Regions from separate parts of the Homo sapiens genome. Here region 1 is linked to region 2. Evidence: read pairs that join two places in POLR2A ChIA-PET (ENCODE). Cell type or tissue: GM12878. All regions are shown on one strand. Each heading gives the region's core, and the rest is flanking DNA. Links, peaks and the distances in the headings are about the cores only.

Evidence for each region. Peaks named below come from ENCODE experiments on the same cell type or tissue, not always from the same donor. Only the 100,000 strongest peaks of a DNase experiment are listed, where the experiment ranks them.
Region 1: POLR2A ChIA-PET joins it to region 2 with 12 read pairs; 4 of 35 experiments call an interaction of 5 or more read pairs at or near these places.

The regions. Positions count from the first base shown.
Region 1 is chr3:5,090,830-5,100,136 of GRCh38, reverse strand. It overlaps the pseudogene CD24P5. Among named protein-coding and RNA genes, the nearest start is that of ARL8B, 27 kb to the left of the region's middle. In GM12878, for the core only: no CTCF peak of the experiment used is centred there; no DNase peak of the experiment used is centred there; H3K27me3 peaks cover 484 bases.
Region 2 is chr3:5,030,272-5,039,578 of GRCh38, reverse strand. No RefSeq gene overlaps it. Among named protein-coding and RNA genes, the nearest start is that of BHLHE40-AS1, 55 kb to the right of the region's middle. RefSeq lists an enhancer at 7,430-7,931. In GM12878, for the core only: no CTCF peak of the experiment used is centred there; a DNase peak (open chromatin) is centred at 3,685.

The DNA of each region.
Region 1 (9,307 bases), core at 700-8,699, 60 kb before region 2:
AGAGACAGAGTTTCATCATGTTGGCCAGGCTAGTCTTGAACTCCTGACCTCAGGTGATCTGCCCGCCTCTGCCTCCCAAAGTGTTAGGATTACAGGTGTGAGCCACCACTCCTGGCCTCTCAACAGTTTTTATGTCAATAAAAGAAGGTGTGGGATTAGTAGATTTGACGACGATTTGTTTTTTCCTTGTCACATTGGACTTCTAGATGCCATTTAAAATGGGTTTAGAAGATGGGGACATATAGATGTTTCTTGGCCTGAGTCTCCTAACATTAGAGGTGGGCGAGAGAAAGCAAGACTAGGAGGAGACTGGCTGTTGACTCCAAGGCACTGCCAACCACCTTGGTAGTGGCATTAGCTGGATTTGTGGCTGCTGAAGTATTCCGGGAGGAGTTATCTGAAAAATGTTATGATTTGAAAAATTGTATGATTTGAATGAATCTATGTGTGTAGGAGCAGTGCCAGAAGCGGTAGCCCCAGCCTGCGCCTGTCCACCATTGCTCTGCTGATGTCCCCTCCTTCAGTGTGGTGGCTTGTCTCACCGGATGCTAGGTGTGTGGAGAACTACTGGCTCCTAACAGATGTCCCCTGGTCACTCTTAGGTAACAAAACATCCTGCTGTCACTTTAAATCACTACACACATTTCAGGTTCAGTAACAAATAGTCTAGTCTTCTGAAATTAAAATGCAGGCTGGGCACGGTGGGTCACACCTGTAATCCCAGCACTTTGGGAGGCTGAGGTGGGCAGATCACCTGAGGTCAGGAGTTTGAGACCAGCCTGGCCAACATGGTGAAAACTGGTCTCTACTAAAAACACAAAAATCCAGGTGTGCCGGCAGGTGCCTGTAGTCCCAGCTACTCGGGAGGCTAAGGCAGAAGAATCGCTTGAACCCAGGAGGTGGAGGTTGCAGTGAGCCAAGATTGTGCCACTGTACTCCAGCCTGGATGACAAGTGCAAAACTTCATCTAAAAAAAAAAAAAAAAATTACAACGCAGCCATAAAAAAGGACACAATCATATCCTTTGCAGCAACATGGATGCAGCTGGAGGCCATTATACTAACCAAATTAATGCAGGAACAGAAAACCAAACACCATGTGTTCTCAGTTGTAAGTGGGAGCTAAACTGGGTACTCATGGACATAAAGATGGGAACAATACACACTGGGGACTACCAGTCAGGGAGGGAGGAAGGCAAGAGTTGAAAAACTAACTGTTGAGTGCTGTGCTCACCACTTGGGTGATGGAATGAATTGTAACCCAAATCTCAGCATCACGCACATACCCATGTAACAAACCTGCACATGTACCCCCTTGAATCCAAAATAAAAGTTGAAATCATTTAAAAAAAGACATTTAAAAAATCAAAAATCGCATTTCACGTAAAATGTTTCCCATAGCCCTCAGTTGGAGCCAGCTGCAGATTGGACATTTGGGAAGGGACAAAGGGCAAGCTCGGCTGCTTCTGTTTCCTGATGTATTCATTTGCTAGGGCTGCTGTCACGATGCACCACAATCTGGCTGGCTTAAGCAACAGAAATGTATTGTCTCACCATTCTAGAGGCTTGAAGTCCAAGACCAAGAGGGCAGCACACTTGTGTTCTTCTGAGGGCTGTGAGGAAGCATCTGTTCCATGCCTCTTCCTTAGCTTGTGGAGTTTGCTGGCAATCTTTGGCATTCCTTGGCTTGTACACGCATCACCCCAATCTCTGTCTTCACCTGACATTCTCCCTGTGTGCATGTCTCTGTGTCCAAATTTCTCCTTTTCGACATCCTATTGGGTTAGGGTGCACCCTAATGACTTCCTTGTCGTTTGCTTGGACTCTATAAAGACCCTATAAAGACCTTATTTCAAATAAGGTTACAATCTGAGGTACTAGATATTAGGATTTCAACATATCACTTTGTGGGGATACGATTCAACTCATTGCACCTGCCTAACCAGCTACTCCTAGCCTTCCATGTGGAGGATGAACATGTAATTTATCATCCAGAATGGGACCCTCTTGAGATTGAAAGAGGGTGCTATTAATAATTACCTCAGGACTGCAGATGTAAATCAGAAGTGTCCTGGGCAGGTCGGGTATGGTGGCTTACGCCTGTAATCCCAGCACTTTGGGAGGCCGAGGCAGGTGGATCACTTGAGGTCAGGAGTTCAAGACCACTCTGGCCAACATGGTGAAACCCTGTCTTTACAAAAATACAAAAAAAAATTAGCTGGCTGTGGTGGTGCATGCCTGTAGTCCCAGCTGCTTGGGAGGCTGAGGCAGGAGAATCCCTTGGACCCAGGAAGTGGAGGTTGCAGTGAGCCAAGATCACGCCACTGCACTCCAACCTGGGTGACAGAGCGAGACTCTGTCTCAAAAAAACAAAAAAGTGTCCTGGGCAAACTGGGGCATATGGTCACCCTGCCCATGAAGCATCAGATCTAGTGGAGGTAGAGAGTGGGGTGTAGGCTAGAGAGTAGTTAGGGGGGCCAGGAAAGTGTTGAGTTGACCAACATTGCCATGATAGATGCTGGCGCTTGCTGGGCTTGGCAGATGTTTATGGCTGGCTCGCTCCTTCATGGGGCATTGGAAAGGTCTCACCTGTAATTCACTGAATTTAGGCAAATGTCTCTCTATTCCAGCTGGTGGCTTAAGAATTTCCTTTACAACCCAGAGTATCTAGTTTATCTTATTTCTGCTGACTTCTCCTCATCCCACCAGAAGGTCTCCATGGAAAAGATCTAAGGCAGCTCTACCTCAGTTCTCTTTGGCAGGCCATCCACATATGGTCCCCTGGGACAAGGAATACTTCCCCCACAAACCATGGGCACAGGATGACCCCAACATGGCAATGTCTCTTTGTTCGTTAGTTGGAACAGTTAGCCAGCCCTGGTACCACACATTTTATTTTGTCTTTTTATTTTTTTAGAGACAGTTTAACTCTTTCAGTGGCACGATTGTAGCTCACTGTACAGCTACAGTGACTGAGCCCTTGGGCTTAAGCAGTCCTCTTGCCTCAGCCTCTAGAGTAGCTAGGACTACAGGCGCGTGCCACCACGCCTGGCTAATTTTATTTCTTAAAATTCTTTTGTAGAGACAAGGCCTCACTGTGTTGTGCAGGCTGGTCTCCAACTCCTGGCCTCAAGCAATTCTCCAGCCTCAGTCTCTCAAAATGCTGGGATTGCAGCGACTGTGTTTGGCCTGCAACTTTTAGATTGCTCAGACAGGAGTCTACTGTGTCCGCAGCCCCTGTGAGTGATTCCTTTATAGCCCCTTTTTCTAGGTTTGAGATGACAGGCTGGCACCCCCCCTCCCCGCCCCCCACCCTTCTCATTGTTGGGGGGAAGGTGGGGAAAGGATCCACTCATCATCAACTCCTTCCAAATCCTGTCTTTTCCTGTAGTGTTCCTCTTTTGACCCTTTTCATACCCTCAGTGGGGGCGAAGGGCTCAGCATGTCAAAGCCAACCCTTCTGCAAGCCCTGCATGAGGATCTCACACATCTCGCTGACATGTGACATCTGTCTCTGTGCTTCAGCCAAGAGCAGAACAAAATGCTTCCATTCCAACCCTCCCTTACTGGGTATCATTATTAAGCTCGAAGCGAGGCCCTGTGAAGGTAGGGATTGTCTTACTCAACGCGGCATCCCCAGTGTCCCAGGACCGACCCCTGGCAGGGGGCCTGTAAATGTCTCCCAATGAATGGAAGAATGGCTGGTTTCCAGTCTGAGACATGTGGACTCCTCTCCTTTGACAACGCTTCAGTTTGATTTTATGAACCCCCTAAAGCAATCTTTGATAATGGAATAAAGAGACAGGCCTAGAAAAGCGAGCTGTAAATGAACTCCAGCCCAGCTTCGGAGGGGACGCATGTGACTCCCCGCACCACCCCCCACCCCCGCCCCCCGCTGCCTAGGGAAGGTGGCAGGTCAGGCGGAGCTGACACGCGCCCCAGCCTGGGCTCCCCGTGGGCTCCGCGCCTGCGCGCCGCCTTTTGGTTCCAGCTGGTGGTCGCGGGGCGCACTGCAGGGGCTTCTGCCGGCAGGAGGACGCGGGAGCAGCGCTCTGACGCGCAGCGGGGTTGTCTGGGGATGCTCGCCGAGGTTTTCATCCGTTGCCAAGTCAAGTTCAAAGCCAGGCTGGAAGCTTTCAGGATAGACACATCCGTCCAAAACACCCTTGGCGTTGACAAGGCCGAGGCAGGCGGTCTGCTCTGCCGATGTGCTAGGGGAAAACGGATTCAGAGCGTCCAAATAAAACGCTGTTGATAACATCGGGTTCTTCACGCTGCTCTGGGGCCAAAAATAAGCTATGGAATACAAGCACTGGAATAGATCTTTCAGATTTTTTTTTTTAGGAGTTCATTATTATTTTAATGGTTGCTTGTACGAGAAAATAAAGGCATTTGGGGAAATAAATTTTGATACGAGAGGGTGTTTTTGCTTTGTTTTGTTTTTTTGAGATGGAGTTTCCCTCTCGCTCTTGTTGCCCAGGCTGGAGGGCAGTGACACCGTCTTGGCTCACTGCAACCTCCGCCTCCTGGGTTCATGCGATTCTCCTGCCTCAGCCTCCCAAGTAGCTGGGATTACAGTTATGCACCATCACGCTCAGCTAATTTTGTATTTTTAGTAGAGACGGGGTTTCACGATGTTGGTCAGGCGGGTGTCGAACTCCTGACCTCCCATGAAAGGGTTTTTATTTTTACTTTTTAAATTTTTAGTAGGGACAGGGTGAGCTATGTTGCCCAGGCTGGTCATGAACTCCTGAGCTCAAGCAGTCCTCCTGCCTCAGCCTCCCACAGTACTGGAATTACATGCATGAGCCACCATGCCCAGCCTCAAAAGATATTTTTATTTTTATTTTTAAATACAGACACGATCTTGCTATGTTCCCCAGGCTGGTCTTGAACTCCTGGGCTCAAGCAATCTTCCTGCCTCAGCCTCCCAAAGTGCTGGAATTACAGGTGTGAATCACCACCCCTGGCCTCAAGAGGTATTTTTAAATAAAACGCCTTTTATAACATGTAATAGAAGTGGTGTCTGATTGTTGTAAATGCATGGAAGAGCCCAGATGTGTATAATGTAGACGATACAAATTGTCATCCCCTTCCTTACCCTGTGGCGTCACTCCCTAGAGGTAATCACTGTTGACAATTTAATGAATTTCTCTTCATAAAAATAATGACAATAATAGCAAGAAATGGATCAAGTACTCATTTTTGTGTCAGGAACTGTGCTTTTATCCTTTCTTTGTGGTAGATACTTTTTCTTCGCCCCAAGACGGAGCTTCACTCCGTCGCCCAGGCTGGAGTGCAGTGGCGCGATCTTGGATTATTGCAACCTCCACCTCCTGAGTTCAAGCGATTCTCCTGCCTCAGCCTCCTGAGTAGCTGGGACTATAGGTGCACACCACCGCACCCGGCTAATTTTTGCATTTTTTAAGTAAAGACGGGGTTTCACCACATTGGACAGGCTGGTCTCAAACCCATGACCTCGTGACCTGCCCACCTCGACTTCCCAAAGTGCTGGGATTACAGGCGTGAGCTACCGCTCCCGGCCTGTGGTGGATACTTTTAATACTCCTGCTCTGCAGATGTAAAACCCAAGGCTTAGGGCAAGTGGGTAAATTCCTGAGGTGGTATTGCCTTTCATACATTTTTCTCATATACAAAAATATATTATGTGAGTACATCTATATGTGTTTATATATACTTCAAATTAATGAGATTTTCTAAAATGAAGTTAACTATAATGTACTGTTGTGAAACTTGCCATTTGCACTGAATATAATGTAGGCACCTTTATGTAACAATTTATGATTGTGTTTCATTCCACTGAGCAAGATGATCTCTATAAACTTCAGTCTCCCTGCAGTTTCCCTGTTATTATCAGCGTGAAAGTTAATCTGTGTATGTGAAGTACCAGGCTGGCACATAGTAGGTTCTCAAGAAATTACAACTATTAACATTACAATTAGCATTTACTAGTTAATGTGCAGGTGAATCACCACTGAAAGATATGCTTTTTGTTTGTTTTAATTTAATGTGATTGTCCTAATGCAAGTAAAATCCGCTGGTTTCAAACCATCTGCCAGCTGTCTCTGGATGTGTTACTTTGAGAGTTTGGTTACTGTGGGCTCAAAGAGAAAAGAGAAAAAATAGACAGCTGGGAATGAATGTTTAAGGAACTGTCTAATGAGGCTTAGAAAAGCAAACAGAAAATGCAAAAACAAGTGAAATCCTGAGAAGAAATCTGACAACAGGAGATCAAGTCTGAAGGCCTTTGCCCCATCTATATCCCTTGAGATCATTTCCTGGCTCTAGATGAGGTGTACTCAGAGCCCATCATCTTAGTGAGCCTTTAGTGAGAAGCTCTCTCAAGAGAGCTCAGTTGCCAACCTGGAATAGTAACGGACATGCTCATTTTTTGTTAAATCTCTAGAGTACTACTGCCTAATAAATTAGTAAATTGCAGTTTGTTCCAATAGCAGACGTTGCAAATGGAAACCACTAATTTTTTTTTTTTTTTTTTTTTGAGACAGAGTTTCACTCTTTTTGCCCCGGCTGGAGTGCAATAGCATGATCTCGGCTCACTGTAACCTCCACCTCCTGGGTTCAAGTGATTCTCCTGCCTCAGCCTCCAGAGTAGCTGGGATTACAGGCATGCTTCAGCACGCCCGGCTAATTGAAACCACTAATTTTTAAGCTCAAACAGAGGTTTCCATCATTACAAGAGGCAGGGATTCTGGATGCTTCTAAGTAGAAAATAAATTTGACTTTTTTTTTTTTTTTTTTTTGAGACAAGGTCTTGCTCTGTTGCCCATGCTGGAGTACAGTGGTGCCATCTCGCTTCACTGCAATTTCTGCCTCCCGGGCTCAAGCGATCCTCCTGCGGCTGGGACTATAGGCGTGTGCCACCACGCCCAGGTAATTTTTTTGTTTTTGGTAGAGAAGGGGTTTTGCCATGTTCCCCAGGCTGGTCTCGAACTCCTGAGCTCAAGTAATCCACCCACCTCAGCCTCCCAAAGTGTTGGGATTACAGGTCTGAGCCACCACACCTGGCCAAATTCAATATATCCTGCTAATTTCTTCTAGCTTCTGCTAAAATTAAACAACAAACTTGGAATCCTTTGAAATTGTAGTTTTGTTTAACTAACATTTATTGAGCACCTACTATGTGCCAGGTAGCGTTCTAGAGGCTTGTGATATCAGAGAACAAAACGGAAACAAAACAAAAAACCCTTAGAGTTTCTACCGTAGTGGTCTGAAGTTCAAATGGCCAGGAAAACAACAGTTCCTGATGACCTGTTTTCAGCAACACAACCTTTCTGTGGCATACATAGTAATTTAATAAAAATAATAATTCCTTATGCTGATTTAACCAGTATGGATTGCCTCATGATCCCTGGGCTAGTAGAAATTTTATGTCTTTGTTTTTGAAATTGAATTAGAACCAGCTCACAGCCCCACATATTAGGATTAGAAGGGAGTCTGTTATTTGTCTCTCAGGACGTTCTCCCTACCTAGGTACGTCAGGAATCCTGAGGGGACCTCAGAATCCAGGAAGGATGTCTGCTAGGCTTCCCCCAGGAAGGGTGCTGGTCCCCCAGTCCAGGGTTTACTAGGGCTCTAATGTTCCAAACTTCTACTCAGTGTCATTGCCAGAAATTAGTCACCCGCTCATTACAGGTGTGATCCAAAATATTTAACCATCAGTATATCACAGGTGCCAACCAGTCAGAAGACAAGCCAGCCATAGTGCTGGTGTGGGGTCCTGGTACCTCCACTGTGCCTGACATTAACCTTTCATCACTGGATCATAGGATATAGGGAGGAAGGAAACATGTGAGTAGCCAGGATAGAGGGGCCACTCAGGAAAGGAAGGATTGAGGCAATGGTTATTGACCAATCATCACAAAAGTTTTTAACCATTACGAAAGTATTTAAGTATGTTGACTAACCATATAGCCACACCTTTGTGTATTGGTAAATACTAGCCCTGCCACAGCTTGCCTATGAAGTGGGGCTGCTGGCTGTGGGAGTGGGTGCTTGCTTGCCCAATTCCCTGCTCTAGACAGTAGGCCCTTTGAAGAAAGGGGGATCATGTCTGTTCCTTTCCTTTCATGGCAATTTGGACCCAAACAGCTCTTCACTATACCCCACAATCTTTTTTTAGAGACAGGGTCTCACTCTGTCACCCAGGCTGGAGTGCAGGGGCATAATCATACCTCCCTGCAGCCTCAAATTCCTGGGCTTAAGCAATCCTCCCCTGTCTCAGCCTCCTGAGTAGCTAGGACTACAGACAACCGCTACCACACTCGGTGAATTTTTTAATTTTTAATTTTTTTTTTTTTTTTTGAGATGGAGTCTCACTCTGTCACCTAGGCTGGAGTGCAATGGTGTGGTCTCAGCTCACTGCAACCTCCACCTCCTGGGTTCGAGCGATTCTCCCACCTTAGCCTCCAGAGTAGCTGGGACTACACCTAACTAATTTTTGTATTTTTACATGCCACCACATCTGACTAATTTTTGTATTTTTAGTAGAGACGGGGTTTCACTATGTTGGCCAGGCTGGTCTCAAACTCCTGACCTCATGATCCGCCCGCCTCGGCCTCCCAAAGTGCTGGGATTACAGGCGTGAGCCACTGCTCCCAGCCAATTTTTAATTTTTTTAGAGACAAAAATCTTGCTATGTTGCCCAGGCTGGTCTTGAACTCCTGGCCCAAGTGATCTTCCTGCCTCAGTTTCCCAAAGTGCTGGGATTATAGGCATGAGCCACTGCACCCAGCCCACTCTATAATCTTTGAACCCAGCCTTCACAGACATCTCTGCAGACATCCTCCCATGAGGCCAATCCCTCCTTAAAGGGACTGCCCCTGTGTGGGCTCAGTAGGAATCTGTCCCCTGACGGAAATGACAGCACTTGCCAGCTTCTCCTTTAAGTTCTTGGATATAAAAGCCTGATCCCACTCCAGCTTTCTAGGTAATGGCATAGACTCCACTCCTTCTAAGAATGGCTGTTCTAAAGTCCTTTAGGCACAGGGTATGCCTATGTCCTATACACACACAGTACACCCATTTAAGAAAGTTACCTGTATTACAGTGGCTCTCAGTCTTCAACGTGCACACAGGTCACCTGAGGGAACTATTAGAATGAAAAGTTCCAGGGATTCACCCCTAGAGATTCTAGTTAGTTAGGTATCCAGTGGGACACAGGTTTTAAACAAGATCTCCCTTCAACAGGTGGATCTAATGCAGATGGTCAGAGGGAAACAAACAGCAGGTGATTATTAGCAGAGATTTCAGCTCTATTTGTAAGTCAC
Region 2 (9,307 bases), core at 418-8,417:
CTTGGTGAGAGATGTGAACGTTCTCGGGGGATACTGAAATGATCCAAGCAGAGGAGTGACACAGTTGGATCTGCCTTTTGAAAAGACGCTTCTGGCTTGCAGCTGATCAGTAGCACAAGCATATTTGGGGATTCAAATTCAAGTCTCTTGTCTTCCTGTTCAGTGTTCTTTTTCACCAGCCCCCAAACTGAGGAACCCTATTCCTTGTTTGTCTGTTGGTTGGTTGGTTGGTCGGTTGGTTTTGAGACAGAGTCTTGCTATGTCACCCAGGCTAGAGTGCAGTGGCGCCATCCTGGCTCACTGTAGCCTCTGCCTCCTAGGTTCAAGCAACCCTCCTGCCACAGCCTCCCGAGTAGCTGGGATTACAGGCACGTGCCACCACGCCCAGCTAATTTTTATATTTTTTGGTAGAGACAGGGTTTCACCATGTCAGCTAGGCTGGTCTCAAACGCCTGACGTCAAGTGATCTGCCCGCCTTGGCCTCCCAAAGTGCTGGGATTACAGGCATGAGCCACCACACCCAGCCTGTTTGTTTGTTTTTTTGTTTAGAAACAGGGTCTTACTCTGTCATCCAGGCCGGAGTGCAGTGTGGTATGATCATATCTCACTGTAACCTCAAACTCCTAGGCTCAAGCAACCTTCCTGCCTCAGCCTCACAAGTGGCTAGGTCTACAGGCAGGCACCACCATGCTGGGCCAACTTAAAATATGTATTTTTTGTAGAGACAGGGTCAGGGGAGAGGCATTTTCACTGTGCTGCCTAGGCTGGCCTCAAGCTCCTGGCCTCCATCCATCCTCCAGCCTCATCCTCCCAAGTAGCTGGGACTATAGGAAAAGGCCACCACTCCCAGCTCCCCTATTCCATTTTTCGTTTGTTTGTTTAAACTTGACCCACTTCTCCATCTTCTAAATTGCCAGAGGTAACTGAGAGCTCAAAATGTGGGCCCAGATGGATGACCTGAGCCAAATCCCTTTCCCACAACTGGGGCTGCTGGCTGCCATGTGCCCCAGAGGCCAACTCAGAGAGAAGTGAGAAAAGCAGAGCCAAGAGCCAGACAAAGAAAGAGAGTCTGGGCAGCCCTGGGTTGCTGGTTCTAGTCCTGGAGGCCATGGCTGCTGCACTCTGTTTTCCAGTTCTGCGAACTACCACAACAGCCCTGCAGGCTTCTCAAGTTACTTAAATCCACTTCTTGCTTTAGCCACATTGAGAGGAGTTTTGACACTTGCAACCAAAAAGAGTTCTGACAAATACACAAGGTCACAGGCAATTCTGAATCATCGACTTGGAGCCCCAAAGTTCCAAGAGGCCTCAAAAAGTCATCCAGGCCAGGGGCTTAAAAAAAAAAAAAAAAAAAAAAAAAAAAAAAAAAAAAAAACACCACAACCTCTTATTTTAAATAGCTAAATCTTCAAATCTTCAGGAGCCCAAATATATAAAACAGACAAAAGAGGAAGTGCTGTGGTAGCTGTAAGAGTGTGGAGACCCCGAGCCCTGCCCACCACCTCCTCTGTATCCAGCTGAAAGCTACTCGTCTGGTCCAACTTCCTACATCAGGAATCACTTTGACCACATTTTTGACACCTGGTCACCTAGCCTCAGCTTGAACACATCCACACAGGCAGCTGAGTAAGCCTTGAGGCAGTCCCCTTCTTTTTTTTGACTTCTCTGATTGCAAGACAGTTGTTCCTCTGCCTCCTAGAGGCATTCGCCCATGGGTCTTAGTCCTCTGGGTTGAAACAGTGTGAATTAAAGCACCTTTCCTATGGCAGCCCTTCCTGATGACAATGATCATGTCCCACTTAGCTCCCAGCTTACACATCCTCACTTCCTTCTGACTGTTGCTCATGGGACATCACGTCCAGCTGGTGAGCTGCCTAAAATAGGCAGGCTGCTGTTCAAGGTGTGATTTCAGGAGGACCATAAAGACAGAAGGCTTAGAGTTAGAGAACATGCTTATTTTAAACATACACACACACACACACAACACACACATGCACACGCACACGTTACATGCACACATGCAACGCTCAGAGGTTGACGGTAACCCCTTTACTTCCTATGTGCAGCATTTCCCCTGTGCCAGGCACTATGCTCAGGACTGTCCACTCCACTTGTGCTTCAGCCTTCACGACATACCCATGATGTGAGGCGTCATGTTTATCCCCATTTAAAATATGATCCCTTGAGGAGTTCAAGTAACTGGTTCAGGTACAAGTACTAACATGCGGTGGGAGTGGGATTTGAACCCAGGACTCACCTGACTCTAAAGCTGGGGTGGCTGGGTATATTTCTATGCGACTCCATGGCTCTCTTTGCTACTGACCACCTAGCCCAGAAGGATGATAAAGTGGAGCCCAGGAAGGATATGATCAATGCAGTTAATTTTTATATCACTGTGGTCAAGACACAAGGCGGGCACCTCCTTTGTATGTGAGCCTTGGAAACGCTTCTTTTTAAACATAACACAGTCATTGCGTGTTAGAGATGATTTAATCTGTTAGTTGAGTGAGCAATCGAGGAAGACGTGGGTCTTTGGGGTTCAAATGAGGAGGCATGACTGCCTGGTAATCAAATTGATTGCAGTGAGCTAGCTTCCCTTTTCTCTTGTCTGTAGAGACTCTCTAATCTCTTTTTCCACCCAACCCCCACTTCTGGATGCCATTGTTCCCTAGAAGGAGAATCTGGGGACCAAAAGGGTGAAGGAACCAGCCATGGCCACCTTGGAGCCCATGATGTTATCAGAAGGGAACTTGGCCCCGGCTCTCTCCCTCCTACACTCAGGGGCACATCCATGTTCCACGACTGTGTCTGATGTTTTCTTAAAATGCTCCAGGTGTGAATTGTAATAGTAGTAATAGCAATCATATTCTTGATAACTTTTATTGAGCAATTGCTATACACAGGCATATACATCATCTCACACAACCTGCCTCCCTTGTGACTATTACTGTTAGCCCATTTTACAGACATGGCCATTAAGCTCAAGGGAAACTGGGTAACATATCGAGGTTTCTTGCCCAAACTCACCCACTTATAAACAGCATGACTGATATTTCAACTTTGGCAGTTTGACCTAGATCCCAGCTATCTTGATATATTAAGGAACAAAACAGGTTTCAAAACAGTGCAGGATACTACAGCAACGAAAAGGAACAAACCTTTGACATGTGCAGTGACACAGATGACTCTCGCCGTAGTTATGTGAGGGAAAGAAGCTACGTTTTAAAAGTGTACAGATTATATGATTTCATATACATGATACATTCGATTTACAAAATTCTAGAAAACGCAACAGAAAACAGAAGGATGGTTGCCAGGGGACTGAGAGGGCCAGGAGTGAGGTGTCACAAAAGCATGAGTAAACTTTTTTTTTTTTTTGAGACCAAGTCTCACTCTCAACCAAGCTGGAGTGCAGTGGAGCTATTAAGGCTCACTGCAGCCTCGACCTCCTGGGCTCAGGCAATCCTCCCACCTCAGCCTCCTGAGTAGCTGGGACTACAGGTGTGCACCACGACGCCTGCCTAATTTTTGTATTTTTTGTAGAGGCAGGGTCTCGCTATATTGCCCAGGCTGGTCTCGAACTCCTGGGCTAAAGCAATTCTCACCTCAGCCTCCCAATGTACTGAGATTACAGGCATGAGCCACTGTGCCCAACCCAGCATGAGTAAATTTTGAGGTTGATGGAGTTCTCTGTTCTTTGATTGTGGTGATGGTTTCCCAGGTGCATGCAAATGTCAAAACTCATCAAATTGTAGACTTTCAATGCACGTCATCTGTTGTATGTCAATTTTATCTCAATAAGGATTAAGAAACAGTATTATGCATGATTCAGCACACCAACATGGCACATGTATACATATGTAACAAACCTGCGCGTTGTGCATAGGTACCCTAGAACTTAAAGTATAAAAAAAAAGAAAAGAAACAGTATTATGCGTGATTATGGTTTAGGTTTTTTTAAATTATTTTTAATTTTTTTTAGTGGGGCTCAAACTGGTTTCGTTTCTAAGGAAAAATTACATAGATACACATGTATACATACATTTATACATATTATAGGTAATACATACACATATAAAATTACATATGATAAATATTAATGCATAACTAAAATATATAAATTATATATAAAATATATGTTATATATTTATATATGACAACATGACTCACAAGGCCACTGTGCAGTCTAGTCCCAGACCCCCTCCCCAGTGTCATTTCTCACCACTGCCCACCCCACCCTCCAAAGTGGACCACAGGGTATTACTTTCATTTCCTCCATCGCCTCATGCATGCTCTGCTTCCTGGCCTTCTCATTGCTATTTATTTCATCTGCCTGGAACACTCTCCCACCCTTCCTTGATTCTTTAGGCCTCAGCTAAGGTGTCCTTTCCTCCTTGAACCCAAAGTACCTCCCCTTTGGCACCCAGTATTGTAATTGTTTAATACCTTTTTTCTATTGTTACCCTGTATGTTCCATGAGGGCAAGAGACCCTGTGTCTTTTGCTCATGGAGGTGTTCCAAATACATAGCACATAATAGGTATTTACTAGAGAGATTTCAAATGAAAGACCAAAATGATGGGTTTTTTTTGTTTTTGTTTTTGTTTTTGTTTTTCAAGACCAAGTCTTGCTCTGTCACATAGGGTAGAGTGCAATGGTGAAATCTCAGCTCACTGCAACCTCCACATCCCGGGTTCAAGTGATCCTCCCCTCCTCAGCCTCCCAAGTAGCTTGCATTACAGGCGACTACCACCATGCCCGGCTAATTTTTTTTTTTTTTTTTGAGATGGAGTCTCACTCTGTTGTCCAGGCTAGAGTGCAATGGCACGTTCTCAGCTCACTGCAACCTCTGTGCCTCCTGGGTTCAAGCGATTCTCCTGCCTCAGCCTCCCAAGTAGCTGGGATTACAGGCGCATACCACCACACTGGCTAATTTTTGTATTTTTAGTAGAGATGGGGTTTCCCCATGTTGGCCAGGCTGATCTCGAACTCCTGACCTTGTGATCCACCCGCCTCGGCCTCCCAAAGTGCTGGGATTACAGGTGTGAGCCACCGCACCCGGCATTTTTTTGTATTTTTTTTAGTAGAGATGGGGTTTCCCCATGTTGGCCAGGCTGGTTTTGAACTCCTGACCTCTGCTGATCCACCCGCCTCAGCTTCCCAAAGTGTTAGGATTATAGGCGTGAGCCACTGCACCCAGCCCAAAATGATATTTTAAAATCTTAGTGAAGAACCACTACCACCACTACCAGTATATACTAACATATTATATATATACATATATATATATTTTTTTTTTTTTTTTTTGAGACGGGGTCCCACTTTTTCACCCAGGCTGGTGTTCAGGGGCATGATCCACGGCTCACTGCCACCTTGACCTCCTGGGCTGAAGAAATCCTCCCACCTCAGCCTCCAGAGTGGGACTACAGTGCATGCCACCATGTCTGGTTAACTTATTTTTATTTTTTTGTAGAGATGGGGGTCTCACCATATTGCTCAGGCTGGTTTTGAACTCCTAGGCTCAAGTGATCCTCCTGCCTCAGCCTCCCAAAGTGTTGGGATTATGGTCATGAGCCACCGTACCCATAATATATATGTGTGTTTGTGTCCGTGTGTGTGTGTGTGTGTGTGTATGAGATAGGATCTTGCTCTGTCACCCAGGCTGGAGTGTGGTGGTGTGATCACAGCTCACTGCAGCCTCGACCTCCTAGGCTTAATTGATCCTCCCACCTCAGCCTCTCTAGTAATTGCGAGCACAGGTTCGCACCACCACATTCAGCTAATTTTTGTATTTTTTTTTTTTTTTTTTTTGACATGGAGTCTGGCTCTGTCGCCCAGGCTGGAGTGCAGTGGCGTGATCTCGGCTCACTGCAAGCTCCGCCTCCCGGGTTCACACCATTCTCCTGCCTCAGCCTCCTGAGTAGCTGGGACTACCAGTAGATGGGACTACAGGCACCTGCCAACACGCCCGGCTAATTTTTTTGTATTTTTAGTAGAGACAGGCTTTCACCACGTTAGCCAGGATGGTCTCGATCTCCTGACCGCGTGATCCGCCTGCCTCGGCCTCCCAAAGTGCTGGGATTACAGGCATAAGCCACCGCACCCGGCCAATTTTTGTATTTTTTGTAAAGATGGGGTTTTGCTATGTCGCCCAGGCTGGAATTGAACTCCTAGGCTCAAGATCCTCCTACCTCAGCCTCTCAAAGTGTTGGAATTACAGGTGTGAGCCACTGCATCCAGCCATATTATATATTCTTCAAGATGCAGGCTAGCATAATGTTAAGAATGATTATTAAAATAACATGACACAAAGTGGTTAAGAATAAAAGAGTCATTCATGGCTGGTTCTACCAGTTGCTAGCCAAGTAACCATGGGCAAGTTACTTTATCTCTCTGAATCTCCGTTTTCTTCCGTGTGTAATCAGGACAGCAATATTCCGTCAAGGTTGTAACGTTTCAGTCAGATAACACACAGTAAGTGCTTCGTATGGAGTGCCGGCTGTAGGTTATTATTATACTGGTGCTGTCATTCAGATCAATTGAATATGAACTGTTAACTGATACCTCCCATTTATCTGGAGCTCTCCATTTTACAAAGCATTTCTCATTTAATACCCCAATTATGCCTCACAGGAACCCTGGAGGGAAGGTGACACAGATGTCATTATTACCCATTTTAAAAGGAAGCTGGGGCCCAGGGATGCTAAATGACTTCACTCAAATGGTAGATAAGGTGAACAGTGGCACCAGGAGCTGACCCTGAGTAAGGTAACGGCTCAGGGCCCTTTACCAAGGGTGGAGTCTTGCCTACTCTTTGAAACACAGAAATGACTGAAGGCCCCTACTTACCTCCTCAGCGAAGTCCCTCAGCTGGAAGTTCCTGGGATTTGGTGTTCTTTCAGTCACCAGGCCTGTCCTGTTCCCACCATTTTATCTCAACTGCATCTCATCTCAGGCAGCTGATAACTTTTTTCTTTAATTTTTAATTTTTATTTATTTATTTAGAGACAGGGTCTCACTCTGTCATGCACGCTGGCATGCACTAGCATGATCACAACTCACTGAAGCCTCAACCTCCTGGGCTCAAGTGATCCTCTCACCTCAGCCTCCTGAGGATTTAAAACTATAGGCATGAGCCACCACACCCAGATAATTTTTTTTTTTTAGTTTTTTTAGAGACAGGGTCTCGCTATGCTTGTCCAAGCTGGTGTCAAACTCCTGGGCTAAGGTGATCCTCCTGCCTCAGCCTCCCAAAGTGTCAGGATTACAGGCATGAGCCACCTCACTGAAGTTGGTAACTTCTGTCTGCTCAGCTCTAACATGGAAATGGTGCAACACAGTTCCTTCCCTTCAGTCTCCACCCCTAAACCCCCAAATCTCTTTCACCTAACACAGGCCCAACTCCTAACCCTGCCTTCCCCACGCACACACACAATTTTTTTTTTTTGAGACAGTTTCAATTTTGTTGCCCAGGCTGGAGTGCAATGGCATGATCTTGGCTCACTGCCACCCCCGCCTCCAGCGTTCAAGCGATTCTCCTGCCTCAGCCTCCCAAGTAGCTGGGATTACAGGCATGCTCCGCCACGCCCAGCTAATTTTTTATATTTGGTAGAGACGGGGTTTCACCATGTTGATCAGGCTGGTCTCAAACTCCTGACCTCAGGTGATCCACCCACCTGGGCCTCCCAAAGTGCTGGGATTACAGGCATGAACCATCGCACCTGGCCCCCACACACAATTTTTAACTAGGAATGATCTACTAGCCCCTTTCTTCTTCAGGCCCCAGCCTCCTTCCAAGTTCCTTGACTCTCCTTTCTCTCCCTCACATTTTTCTGCTCCTCTATTTCTCTAGATTCATCTCACTTTGGGCTGCTCCTTTTGCACAAAAATACTCAAATCTCTCTTTTGATTAGACAAAGCATTTTACTTTCCTACACCCTCCTCAGGAATGACATGCCTTGGAGAACGTCAGCGAGCAGTGCTTAGCTAAAGAAAGGCTCACCTAACTCTGTTCCCACCCTTTGATCTCAGAATTTGGGAGATTAGGCTTTGTTTGTCCCAGCACAAAGTGTGTGTGTGTGTGTGTGTGTGTGTGTGTGTGTGTGTGTGTGTGTGTGTGTCTAATTACCCCCTTCCTTCCTGCCTGCCTTCCCTCCCTCCCTCCCTCCCTCCCTCCCTCCCTCCTTCCTTCCTTTTTTTGATGGAGTATTGCTCTGTCGCCCAGGCTGGAGTGCATTGGCGAGATTTCTGCTCACTGCAACCTCCACCTTCCAGGTTCAAGCAATTCTCCTGCCTCAGCCTCCCAAGTAGCTGGGACTACAGGGATGCTCCACCACACCCGGCTAATTTTTTTTGTATTTTCAGTAAAGACGGGGTTTCACCATGTTGGCCAGGCTGGTCTCCTCAGGTGATCTGCCCACTGCAGTGTCCCAAAGTGCTGGGATTACAGGCGTGAGCCACCACACTTGGCCTCTTTTCTTTTCTTCCTTCCTTCCCTCCCTCCCTCTCTCTCTTTCTTTTCTCCCTTCCTTCCCTCCCTCTCTCTCTTTCTTTTCTCCCTTTCTCTCTCCTCCCTCCCTCCCTCCCTCCCTTCCTTCCTCCCTTCTTTCCTCCCTTCTTTCTTCTCTTTTTTTTTGAGACCTAGTCTCACTCTGTCGCCCAGGCTGGAGTGCAATGGCACGATCTCGGCTCACTGCAACCTCCATCTCCCAGGTTCAAGCAATACTCCTGCCTCAGCCTCCTGAATAGCTGGGATTACAGGCACGTGCCATCACGCCCGGCTAATTTTTATATTTTTAGCAGAGATGGGGTTTCATCATGTTGACCAGGCTTGTCTTGAACTCCTGACCTCAGGTGATCCACCTGCCTCGGCCTCCCAAAGTGCTGGGATTACAGGCGTCAGCCACCACGCCCGGCTTTCTTTTTTTTCTGGAAAGATGGGAGTCTCCCTATATTGCTCAGGCTGGTTGTCTTGAACGCCTGGACTCAAGCAATCCACCCACCCGTTTTGGCCTCCCAAAGTGCTTGGATTACAGACATGAGCCACTGCGCTCAGCCTGATTTTCTTTCTGACGTTTAAAAACAAAACAAACCAAAGAAAAGGATACATTTCACATATAACCCTCGTTCCATGCGTCTCTCAAAAAATGGGAAGAGTCAACAACTGAGTGTGTTCAATCAAAATGGCGGCAACAAGTTAAAGTTGAGTAGCTGAGTAATGGCTGCCCACTTTGGCCAGGCAAGATAGCTTGGCCTTCTTCTTCTCCAGAACCCACCAGCCTCTCTTGTTTGTGTGACCACTCTAGCTG